2 separate regions of the Homo sapiens genome follow, and region 1 is linked to region 2. Evidence: chromatin contacts called from ENCODE Hi-C or POLR2A ChIA-PET data. All regions are on one chromosome and are shown on one strand. Each heading gives the region's core, a stretch centred on a gene start or an enhancer-like site at or near the end of the contact. The rest is flanking DNA. Distances are from core to core; before and after follow the strand shown. Region 1 has its middle 18 kb from the start of IATPR. Region 2 overlaps NRP1 (neuropilin 1).

Region 1 (5,971 bases), core at 1,049-3,548, 83 kb before region 2:
CCCAGTAGGGGTGGCAGAAAGGGTCACAATGGGGCACAGAGGATGTTACAGTTACCTGAACATGTGCGACTAGTCCACATGGGTGCACACTGTATATGACAGGAAGGCTTCAAGTTCAACCTGGGTTAAATGAAACATGCCATCATTCCATCTTTCTTTCCCGTGCCCTCTTCTGCCGACCTGCTCCCCTTCCTGGGTGTCTGGTTGCAGTGAGTGGCTCTGATGTTCTCCCAGATGACCAACCTCAAAGACCAGTACATCCCCTGCCCCACACTGTCCCCCACATCTGTCTGCTCTGTCTCTTTCCATTGTTACCACCACTGCCTAGGTTTCTAATTATCCACATTTCTTCTTTTTTTTTTTTTATTTAAGCAAGCATCTCACTCTGTTGCCTAGGATGAAGTGCAGTGGCACAATCACAGCTTACTGCAGCCTCAAAGCAATCCTCCCACCTCAGCCTCCCTAGTAGCTAGGACCACAGGCATGTGCCACCAGTTCAGCTATTTCTTTATTTTATTTTTTGTAGAGATGAGGTCTTGGTATGTTGCCCAGGATGGTCTCAAACTCCTGGGCTCAAGCAATCCTCCTGCCTCCACCTCCCAAAGCGCTGAGATTATAGGCATGAGACACAGAGCCCAGCCACTGTCCGCATTTCTTTCCTGGCTTCCTTACTGGGTTCTCTACTTTCACTCTTGCCTTCTTCCTCTCTTCCACCAGCATAAGTTTTAGAAACTGCACTTCTGATCATGCTGCTCTGCTGCTTAAAATCCTTCATGCAGATCATGTAAGACCTTCCTGATCCAGTGCTGCCTTGCCCTCTAGAACCCAGGGTGCCTTTCTCCCCTCTGCAGTTCTACTGCGCCACCTGCAGTTTCTCTCTCCTGTGTTCATGTGTCTACTCCCTCTGAATGGTAGGCTCACACCCTCCACCTGGCCAACTCTTACTAAATCTTGGGCTTCAACTCAAGGATCACCTTCATGGTTCACTCCACCAGGCTGGGCTGTGTGTCCTGCCCAGTTCCTATAGTGCCCTAACTCACTTTTTTAAAAAAATACTTTAAGTTCTGGGGTACATGTGCAGAACATGCAGGTTTGTTACATAGGTATACACTTGCCATGGTGGTTTGCTGAAGCCATCAATGTCATCTACATTAGGCATTTCTCCTAATGCTGTCCCTCCCCTAGCCTCCCACCCCCCAACAGGCCCCAGTGTGTGATGTTCCCCTTCCTGTGTCCATGTGTTCTCGTTGTTCAGCTTCCACTTATGAGTGAGAACATGCGGTGTTTGGTTTTCTGTTCCTGTGTTAGTTTGCTGAGAATGATGCTTTCCAGCTTCATCCATGTCCCTGCAAAGGACATGAACTCATTCTTTTTTATGGCTGTCCATTATTCCATGGTGTATGTGTGCCACATTTTATTTATCCAGTCTATGATTGATGGACATTTAGGTTGGTTCCAAGTCTTTGTTATTGTGAACAGTGCTGCAGTAAACATAAGTGTGCATGTATCTTTACAGTAGAATGATTTATAATCCTTTGGGTATATACCCAGTGATAGGATTTCTGGGTCAAATGGTATTTCTGGTTCTAGATCCTTAACTCACTTTTAACAGAGCTATGGGGGCTTTCAGCTCAGCAGTGGCTCTTCTTAGCAGGGGACTGAATGTGTTCCCTTTGCCAAAGCCTACTTTGCTTTGCTTATGTGATGCTACTTACAGGATTTCCAGATTGTTTTTGGTCTCTTCAACCATTTGCTTTCTTTGGACAGGACAATGCCCAGTGATGAAGATGAAGCTCTTGTTCTTGACATCTAATCCCACACCATGACTAATAAACATGGCATGCTGCAATGGGCATTAATTTATGGGTAACAGAAGCAGATCCAAGCCTTTTAGCTAATTAAATAAAAATGCACCATACAGCAACCATCCTGCCTGCTTGGGTGTAAAATAGAGAGGAGAAAGATGGCATGCTGGTCATTGAGAGATAATTACCTGCAATTTCAGAGCTGGAATCTAGTGACAACATAAGAAAAATAATAACCTCTCTGGCTGTTAGGATTCTCAGTTCTAGCTGCGAGCAAGGAGCAAAGGCACCCACAGACTTGCCAAACCTATGTCAGGAATGACGAATAGAAGGCAGAAATCCACATCCCCAGGTGGTAAAATTGTTATCCACCTTCGTCACCTCTTTCCTAATGGAGGAAGTGAGGACAGGCAGCCTTGGAGTCCTACTTGAATGAGGCCTGGACCTTATGCAGGGTAATAAAAACCAACACGTGGGGCCTGTGCTGTAAGGTGGCAGAGGGCGATGACTCACCCCACTCATGCAGGTTGAGTCATTTCAAGGCAGAGTTGTGCCAGTTCAGTACCCAGTAATATTTTCCAGTCGACGAGTATCAGTGAACAGGAGATAACCAGTCATTTCTAGATTCTGCTCAGAGTCCCAGCTTAGAGGCTCCACCAGCTCAAAGAGACGGGATGGCAAAACAGCCACCTTAATTTCCAGATCATCTGCCAGCTCATCTGCCAGCTGACACACAGCCCATGGCTCCACTATTGCCAGTGCTGTAGCTGCACCAGACCAATCTGGTTCAACTTTTATGTAACAAAGTTGTGATTTGTTTTTCAGTTGCCCGGGACTCCCAGGTTGAAGATCATGAGCATGCCCTGATGAGCCAAGGCATGCAACCACAGGGGAACCTAAGTGCTTGGACTGAGGAGTGGGGACTGAAATAAGAAGCGGACACTGCAGGGCAGGATCAGGATCCAATCAGATCGAGCCCTGGCATCACCTCATGGCAGGATCTAGTCAGATCGTGGCTTTTGACATCACTTCATTGTGAAATCCAATCAGATCACACCTTATTACCCTATCCTTATAAAACCGGACCTAGCCCCCAGCTCGAGGAGGCACTGCTTTGGGAGTTATCCCAGGTGTTCTTGTTACTAGTTGCAAGGAATAAAATCCTCTTGCTAAATCCTCCTTGGTTGTGCAGATGTTGGCATGGATGTGGAGAGAAGGGAACACTTACGCTTTGTTGGTGAGGATGTAAATTAGCTCAACTCTGTGATAAACAGTATGGAGAGTTTTCAAAGAACTAAAAATAGAACTTCTACTCAACCCAGCAATCCTATGAGTGCATGAGTGGGTATCTACCCAAAGGAAAAGAGACCATATAAATAATATACCTATTTATTGCAGCACTATTCACAATAGCAAAGTCACGGAACCAAGCTGAGTGCCCATCAGTGGTTGACTGGATAAAGAAAATGTGGTCTATATACACCATGGAATACTAATGAAAATAATGATTTCATTCTTTTTATGGTTGTGTAGTATTCCATGGTTTATATATACCATTCTTGCGGCAATGTGGATGGAGCTGGAGGCCATCATCCTGAGTGAACTAACTGAAAAACAGAAAACCAAATACCGCGTGTTCTCACTTATAAGTGGGAACTAAACAATGGGTACGAATGATCATAAAGATGGAAATAATAGACACTGGGGGCTCCAAAAGCAGAGAGGATGGAAGAAGGACAAGGGTTGAGCACTTACCTGTTGGGTACAATGTTCACTACTGGTATATTGGGGACACTGGAAGCCCAATCCCCACTGGTATGTAATATACCCATGTAACAAACAAATATATGTACCTCCTGAATCTAAAATAATCAATCAATCAATCAATCCTCCTTGGTTGTGGTCATTGGGTTGATATCTGCCAAGTAACCACTGAGCTAAAATTGGGAGCTTTTACATATTCGGTATGTTTCTTTTTTCTTTTCTTTTCTTTTTTTTTTTTTTTTTTTTGATATGGAGTCTCACTCTGTCACCCAGGCTGAAGTGCAGTGACATGATCTTGGCTCACCACAACCTCCACCTCCCAGGTTCAAGTGATTCTCCTGCCTCAGCCTCTCAAGTAGCTGGGATTACAGGCACCTGCCACCACGCCCAGCTAATTTTTGTATTTTTAGTAGAGGTGGGGTTTTATCATGTTGGTCAGGCTGGTCTCAAACTCCTGATCTCAAGTGATCCATCTGCCTTGACCTCCCAAAGTGCTGGGATTACTGGCATAAGCCACCATGCCTGGCCCATTTTCAGTGCATTTCTGTGTTTAAAGGATATCACATAACTGAAATAACATTTTTTATAAACCATGCAACTTGGCTCTACTGGGTGAAGCTCACGTTAGAGGCCAACTTTCAACATATTTAAACTATGGAAGCCCCCAAAAGAGCAACTTACGTTAAAGGTGACTTATAGCAGAGGTAGCTAGGCTCAGTCCAGACTGGACAGTGCTCTCAAAGTTTATGTGCAGAGGCGGCAGTACCCAGGCAAGTCTTTGAAAGTCCCGGCTTAGAACTTGGCACAATCACCTTAGAGATTGTTCACTGCTACAAATGCAGGCATTGATGCAGGGGTGGGGCAGAAAGACGGGGGAGTGGGAGCCTTGCTGCTAATTGGTTTAGTCTAAGATCAAGCCTAACCTCCCTTGGCCCACACAACTGTTACTATTAAGTGAGACTGAAACTAATCAAAACTATTTACACAGATGTGCCAAGCCTGGGAGATGAAGCAATTATGTGCCCAGACCCATGTTGATGAGTAATTTGTGGCAAACTCCTCTGTATAAGAGGGGGTCATGTAGTAGCAAAGTGGGGTTGTTTTGAAGAGAAAGCCTGCTGATGTGAAACGAAGAGCTGACTTGGATTCCACATGATAGGAGACAGGTATATGCTTGGAGTGCAGCCTCTCCAGGGGAAACTGAGGGAGGGATGGGGGACTAAGTGATCTGCAACTCACTCATGAAAACCCATTTCAACCCAAAACAGACCTAACCTCCTCCACCTTCCATTAAGTAATTTATCAGGGTTTTAAAAGAAGAATCCATATTTCTTACACTTCCTTTCTGTTGGACAATGCAGTGATATGACCAAGGGCTTGGGGTGTGGATTGCAGGGGAGGGAAGGTTAATTAGCAACACAGATTAATTAGCAACCAGTCAGGGAGACGGATCTGTGCTCTGATTCATCTAACAAAAACTCTGGAGGTGGCTATGCTTAATATGCTCCTTTGCAGATGTCAGATCTATAAGTGAGAGAAGCTAAGTGAGTCACCACAGGTCACAAAGCTAGCAAGAGGAGACAGATTGTAAGATCATAAACCAAAGTCCCAGGCCTCCAAACCCCATGCTCTTTCCTACAAAATATACTATCTTCCTTCTGAAAATTATGCTCATCATAGGGACGAACTTTGTTTCCCAGGATTAGTTGGGCTCACGTACATGCTACCATATTGACTCGGGTTCTCTAGGGTACTGGACCAGAATGTTTGTTCCCTCAAAACTTGAGGTCCTAGGGCCATCTAGGAGGAGCGGTGCAAGAGGCTTTGGGATCGATTGCCAGGCTGTGGGCCCCTGGGGGTGAGGGGCCTGAACAAAACGTGAAATACGGCTCCACTTTCTGCATCAGCAGAGGGGAGGCTGGGCGTGCCTGTGCCCCCAGAAGTGAACCCTTATGTCCAGAGCAGTGAGGAATGTTGAAGTCAGGAATTCCCCCTTCCTTCCCTCAAGCCAGGTCCTCAGAAGCCCGGATGAAACTCCTTGATAGGAGATGTTTTGAAGGAACCTGGGTAAAGTGCTTCTGTGGACTGCAAGATCTAACAAGTCTCAGAGTCAGACAGTCTGAGGAGTAGACCCATAGATGCCGAGTGCATACTTTCTCTGGGCGACACTTTGCATTTACGGAACAGGTGCTGGGAGCCAGGAGGTGAGAACTCCCAGAGACTCAGTCCCTGCCCTCAAGGAATTCCCAGTCTAATCAGGGACATGAGCTTGTAAACCTGGCTCCTCCCCGACCCGGCCCTCAGCCCAACCCTGAGTCATCCTGATGCTCACTCAGGATTGGAGGTCCTGGAAGTCCACAGTATGGGTGGGAGAAGAGGAGGAGCCGCTCACTCATGCAGAG
Region 2 (5,904 bases), core at 574-3,073:
CAAAACTCGATCTGGCATTCAAGACCCTCATTTTGACTTCATCCCATTTGCCTAATTTGATTTTCTATTACTGACAATACATCTCAGTTAAGCAATTCTCTTCTCATACAGTCTAGACGTCATCCTCATCATTGCCTTTGCTCAAAACCCAGCTTAAGACTCATGAAGAGAACTTTTCAAGCTACTCTAGCTTTTATTCTGAGCTCTCCCTTCTCAGAAATATGATGTAAGTAGCACAGAGCTCAGCATTCCACTGCTCTCTAAGGCTTTAAGATTGTTAGTCATGTACCCACAGCTAGATTATAAGATCTTCAAAGGCAATGAACAGCATCATAGACCTTTTTATGTCTTCTAAAGCAGCCCAAGGAGCTTCTGAGCACAAGGAGAGTATCAGTTGTTGATGAATTCAACGCTGGCTTAATGACAAAATGTCCAACACTTCAAGTATTTTCCTTTAGAAACTGTACATCCTAATCAAGAACATGTGCAAGAATGATAACCTATTTTTCTTTGAAGCAACTCAATTCTGCGTTATATAATAAAAATTTAGCCTAAAAATATAACTACCCCTAAGTGAGAGGCAAACATCTAATGCAATTAAACTAAGTCCACATTATCAGCTGAACCTTAAGAATTCATTACTCAGATACTTTCCACATGAGTTCTATGGTCCAGATCATGTCGTTTCTTTACTCAGACATTCAGTGCCTTCTTGTCTAGAAATTACGCACGTCATTTTCAGTCAGGCATGCAGGCCTTCCATGTCATGTCCTTGCAAGGCCTCTCCCCATTCACTCCTTTAACCAGTGCCAATTGGCATGAAGAACTTCCTTACTTCTGGGAGTTTGGGAGCTTTCTTTCTGTTCCCTCCACAAGGAATTCCCTGTCATGTTACCCTTTTCCATTATCTGAACTGCTTAAAATCCTGACCTGTTTTCAAATGCCACATCGTTTACTCAGTTTTTCTGTTCTCTGCAACTGGACACAGTTTTCCATTTCTGGGCCTCTTCACACCATTTTATCTGCATTTCCCTTCTTTCTTTCTTTCTTTTTTTTTTTTTTTGAGAAGGAGTCTCGCTCTGTCTCCCAGGCTGGAGTGCAGTGGGGCGATCTTGGCTCACTGCAAGCTCCACCTCCCGGGTTCACGCCATTCTCCTGCCTCAGCCTCCCGAGTAGCTAGGACTCCAGGCGCCTGCCACCACGCCCGGCTTATTTTTTGTATTTTTAGTAGAGAGGGGTTTCACAGTGTTAGCCAGGATGGTCTCGATCTCCTGACCTCGTGATGCCTGCCTCGGCCTCCCAAAGTGCTGGGATTACAGGTGTGAGCCACGGCGCCTGGCCCCTCTACACCCCGGCCTTTTTTTTAATTTTTATTTTTAGAGACAGGGTCTCACTCTGTCACCCAGGCTGGAGTGGAGTGGTGTGATCATGGCTCACTGCAGCCTTGAACTCTTGGCCTCAAGCAATCCTCCCACCTCAGTCTCCTGAGTAGCTAGGACTACATGTGGATGCTACCATGATTGGCAATTTTTTTTTTTTTGGTCTCGCTATGTTGCCCAGGCTGCTCTCAAACTACTGGGGTCAAGAGATCTTACCATTTTGGCCTCCCAAAGTGCTGGGGTCACAGGCTTGAGCCACCATATCCAGCCCTCAAATGCTGATGAGCACATTTAGTTCTTTGGAATGCTGCTTTCTGCCTCCCCAGATTTTAACTTCTTTGAGGACACGAACTAAGTCATATTTTTCTGTTTTATATGACTCTTCATGCCCTGTTTTATACATAGTATTTGCTCAACAAATATTTGTTGAATGAATCAACTTAATACAATGAAAGGCAGCTGTCATTTTCTCAATTGCCCTTTCCTGTAACTTAACCACAGTATTTGCTCCAGGCTGGGATCTGGAAACCAAGAATATACTCAGTCGGGATTAAAAAAAGATTTACAAAAACAATTTTACTAAGGGACTATGAAACTGTAGTGTTAAAAATAGAGTGCCATTTTTTGGCCACGGTGTTCATACCTGCCTGATTCCAAACAAGCTTTTAGAAAGGCAATGTTTAGCTGGTAATGGGGACCAGATGTTACCATTTGGAGGCAAACATAATTAACTTGAATACTGTAAGGAGAGCAGAACCGTCACCAGATTAATGCCCTTTCTCTAATGCAGACTCGGCTGGGGCACAGTTTCTGTATTCATAGACTTAGTGATGCCCTGTCCCCATTTAGCCAACATATCCATGGTGCAAAGTGAGACTGTTATTCCTTCCATATAGCTGCCTCATTAAAAAAAAAAAAATGAAGAGGCAACTTGATTTACCTTTGACTGAAAACTATGTGACTCACTTTTAACAATAATTTGCAGAAAAATTACATTAACAATTAATTCAAGGTTTGAATGAGATGCTAGCGTTTAACTCTGTCCCTTCATAGCAGGCTGGTACAGGTCAGCCCGGTGCAGGTCAAACCCTTTGGAAATAGTGTTGCCAGATTTAGCAAATAAACAACAAAACAAGAAACAAGATGCCCAGTGAAATTAGAATTCAGAGAAATAATGAATAATTTTTTAGTACACATATGTCTCAAATATTGCATGGGACATACTTATTCTGAAAAATTATGTCTTGTTTGTCTGCGTCAAATTTAACTGGACATTTTGTATTTCACTTGGCAGCCTTGTTTGGAAAGCTTAAGACCACTTCAGGATGGAAGGGAGAAATGAGTTTTGTAATGGAGGATTGAGGTCGTTATTTTCAGTGATATTATTTTACAGTAAATCTCTGTACTCAGCTTTAATGGAAAAACTGAGGTATACTGGTAAATCAAATATCCAGTTAACCAATTTCCAACGAATGAGAAAGTAATAACTGCATTCGATGGGAGACCCTGAATGAGCATAATTTAATCTCTCCTTGATGACTCAGAAAGTACCTCTGGATATTATGGTGTCTGAGATCATCACTGTGAATTCTGATTGACTTAGGAGCACATGAATATGTGTTGAAGCGCTGGGTAACAGACTTCTGGTTAATAACAGAAGATAGCAGAGTTCAGAGTGTGTTAAGCAGCCATTGCCCAACGTGATTTCCATCTCTGCCAAAATGATGAAGCCTACTTTGTCAAAATAATGAAAATGCCCTTCATCAATCACCTATAAAGCAGAATGGTTTGTTCCAATCTTATTTTCTTTATATCTCTATATGGTGACAAACTCTGAATTTTCCAGGATTACTATATTTCTTTTTTCTTTCTTTTTTTTTTTTTTGAGATGGAATCTTGCTCTGTTGCCCAGGCTGGAGTGCAGTGGCCAGTGGCACAATCTCGGCTCACTGCAAGCTCTGCCTCCTGGGTTCACGCCATTCTCCTGCCTCAGCCTTCTGAGTAGCTGGGACTACAAGTGCATGCCACCACACCTGGGTAATTTTTTGTATTTTTAGTAGAGATGGGGTTTCACTGTGTTAGCCAGGATGGTCTCAATCTCCTGACCTCGTGATCCACCTGCCTCGGCCTCCCAAAGTGCTGGGATTACAGGAGTGAGCCACTGCGCCCAGTCCAGGATTACTATATTTCTAAAAAATAATTTCTGAATCAAAAAATTAGGGTAAAACTTGGGGCTTTAGTGGCTTTGGAAGCCAAGTGATGTGTTCAAGCAGTAACCTTTCATTAGGTAGGCTTAAACAAAATCCAGATTGAATTGTGACTACTCAGCAGGGTGAAAATTTGAGGTCCAGCCGCTTGTTTCTCAGAAGGCGTGCATAAAACTGCACTTCCTTCATTCAAAAGTAACCACCAAGCATTTGTTATGTTCCAGGCATACAGGACACAACAGAAAATGAGGCAAACAGGTCCCCTGCTCTCCTGGACCATCTAGTCCAGCAGGAATACTGTAGTCCTCCTTTCATTAATCTCTACTCAAGGGGACCTTTGATTTTCATTTCAAGAAAATGAAAATTATCTGCTTCTGATAATCAAGAAGAAAAACTTGAAATTACTGTCTTATTAGAGGCTCTGCTTGCTGGGGCATATGCTAGGTTCAATATATTGAGTGCCATGTACTATTTTAGTCTAACGGGTACCATTTAGTGAGCACTTAGTTTAAGCCAGGGGTGTTCCAAATTTCCTCTCATTGACTCCTCATTATAGTTGCATTAAGGTGATCCTCACAGACCAGAAAACGGAGATCAGAGTGAGTCTCAATGTCTTATCCATGGTCCGTCATGCATACACTAAGTGGACAGTCCACAGTCAAGCCTGGATATGTCTGCCTGCCTTCTGTCCATGTGACTATCGTAACGTGTTAGCCTCTCCAAAAACCTGCTTCTGGCAATTATTTGGAGACTAGAGACATTTTACTAGAGAGAAAATATTTAAAAGTATAGTGGAGACCATGATTAAGAGACTAGCACTAGGAACTGAAAGGAAGCACCTTATTTGAAAAATAGCTACTTAATTATGTATGAAAATATTAGGATATGCTATTTTAGACATCTAAGTTTACATAACTAGATCATTTAACTATTTTTAAAAATTGAACAAATTATTTACCTTCTTTGCTCACATTCCTAGCATCACCTCTCAGGGAAATCCTTGTGAAAATTAAAAAGGACAGTTTAGGTATAAAAAAAATTGTATTCAACTAAAAGGATGTGACATAAATCTCTAAGAGCCTGGAAATTCAGAATTTTGACTAACATGTTTGGAGTCTTTATGAAGTTTACCTCATTTTTTTTAAATACAATGACATGAGATAAGGTTGAAGAAATGGGCCAGAAATTTCCACCCAAACCTCAAATGGCCTTGTTTCTACAAATTTATGAATAACAGCACAAATCTGTAATGCTCTGAAAATGACCTAGAACTTTCTGTCATCTAACTGCTGATCAAAAATAAAGCCAAGGTTATATCTAACTTTTCAATGTCCTTTCTTCTTTCAAACCCTTCTCCACCCAATTCCTGCCTCTAAGGCCTTGAACTTTCTAAATCTTAGGTCCTAAAATAATAAACAAGTCTGTCTGTGGGATGGAAATAAATAAACTTTTCATTAAAAAATCAGATGTTGGTTTTTACTTTCCAAGCTGAACTCTACTATAAACAAGTATAGTTTTTCCTGTTCATTAGCTCTTCTCAAAATTGCTTGTAATTTCATGGAATATTGCCAAAGTGATTTTTTTTCCTTCCAAAGTCGGTATCATTCTCCTCTAAAAATAATTAAACTAAAGAGGATAAACAGAAAAATGGAATAAAAAATTAAATACCCCAAATACATATATAACATAATATTAAAGGTAGTTCAAAGACTTTTAGACATTGCTTGCTTTTAATTACTTTTTAGTGAGTGGGTCAACTGATTCTGTCTTTGAACTTCCAAGCTTACTATAAAGATCACATTGTACAGGTTTTTTGTTGGTGGTGGTTGTTTCAATGAAAGTTTGGCAATGTATTTACTAAAATGGAAAGGAATTCTAATATGACTGCTATATACTGCAGAATATAGCATAGTCATGCAAGAAAACAAATGGACAGGCTGGGCGCGGTGGCTCACGCCTGTAATCCCAGCACTTTGGGGAGGCTGAGGCATGTGGATCACCTGAGGTCAGGAGTTCAAGACCAGCCTGGCCAACATGGTGAAAACCTATCTCTACTAAAAATACAAAAAATTAGCCAGGTGTGGTGGTGCACTCCTGTAGTAGTACCAGCTACTCAGGAGGCTGAAGCAGGAGAATCGCTGGAACCTGGGAGGTGGAGGTTGCCATGAGCCAAAATCATGTCACTGCACTCCAACCTGGGTGACAGAGCAAGGCTCAGTCTCAAAAAAAAAAAAAAAAAAAAAAAGAAAAACAAATAAAAAGATAAAGCTGGCCAGGGGCAGTAGCTCACACCTGTAATCCCAGTACTTTGGGAGGCC

Evidence for each region. A loop is a pair of places that touch in the nucleus more often than their neighbours do. ChIA-PET counts read pairs that join two places held with the same protein, here RNA polymerase II (POLR2A). Pooled maps may share reads with other maps.
Region 1: a loop to region 2 is called in a map of PC-3, with 5 times the contacts of the local background. The contact joins two enhancer-like sites. A Hi-C loop is called at or near these places in 1 of 168 maps with a recorded cell type or tissue (PC-3) and 6 of 50 pooled maps. POLR2A ChIA-PET finds 5 or more read pairs at or near these places in 3 of 52 experiments (A673, PC-3 and activated CD4-positive, alpha-beta T cell).

The regions. Positions count from the first base shown.
Region 1 is chr10:33,131,938-33,137,908 of GRCh38, forward strand. No RefSeq gene overlaps it. Among named protein-coding and RNA genes, the nearest start is that of IATPR, 18 kb to the left of the region's middle. RefSeq lists an enhancer at 1,830-3,029. Within about 2 kb of position 2,299, at least 9 of the 41 ENCODE cell types and tissues checked have a DNase peak (open chromatin) inside an H3K27ac peak, as active enhancers do; they include PC-3, where a contact is called at or near this core.
Region 2 is chr10:33,215,093-33,220,996 of GRCh38, forward strand. The region is part of intron 8 of NRP1 (neuropilin 1); the gene reads right to left. Among named protein-coding and RNA genes, the nearest start is that of IATPR, 100 kb to the left of the region's middle. Within about 2 kb of position 1,824, at least 6 of the 41 ENCODE cell types and tissues checked have a DNase peak (open chromatin) inside an H3K27ac peak, as active enhancers do; they include PC-3, where a contact is called at or near this core.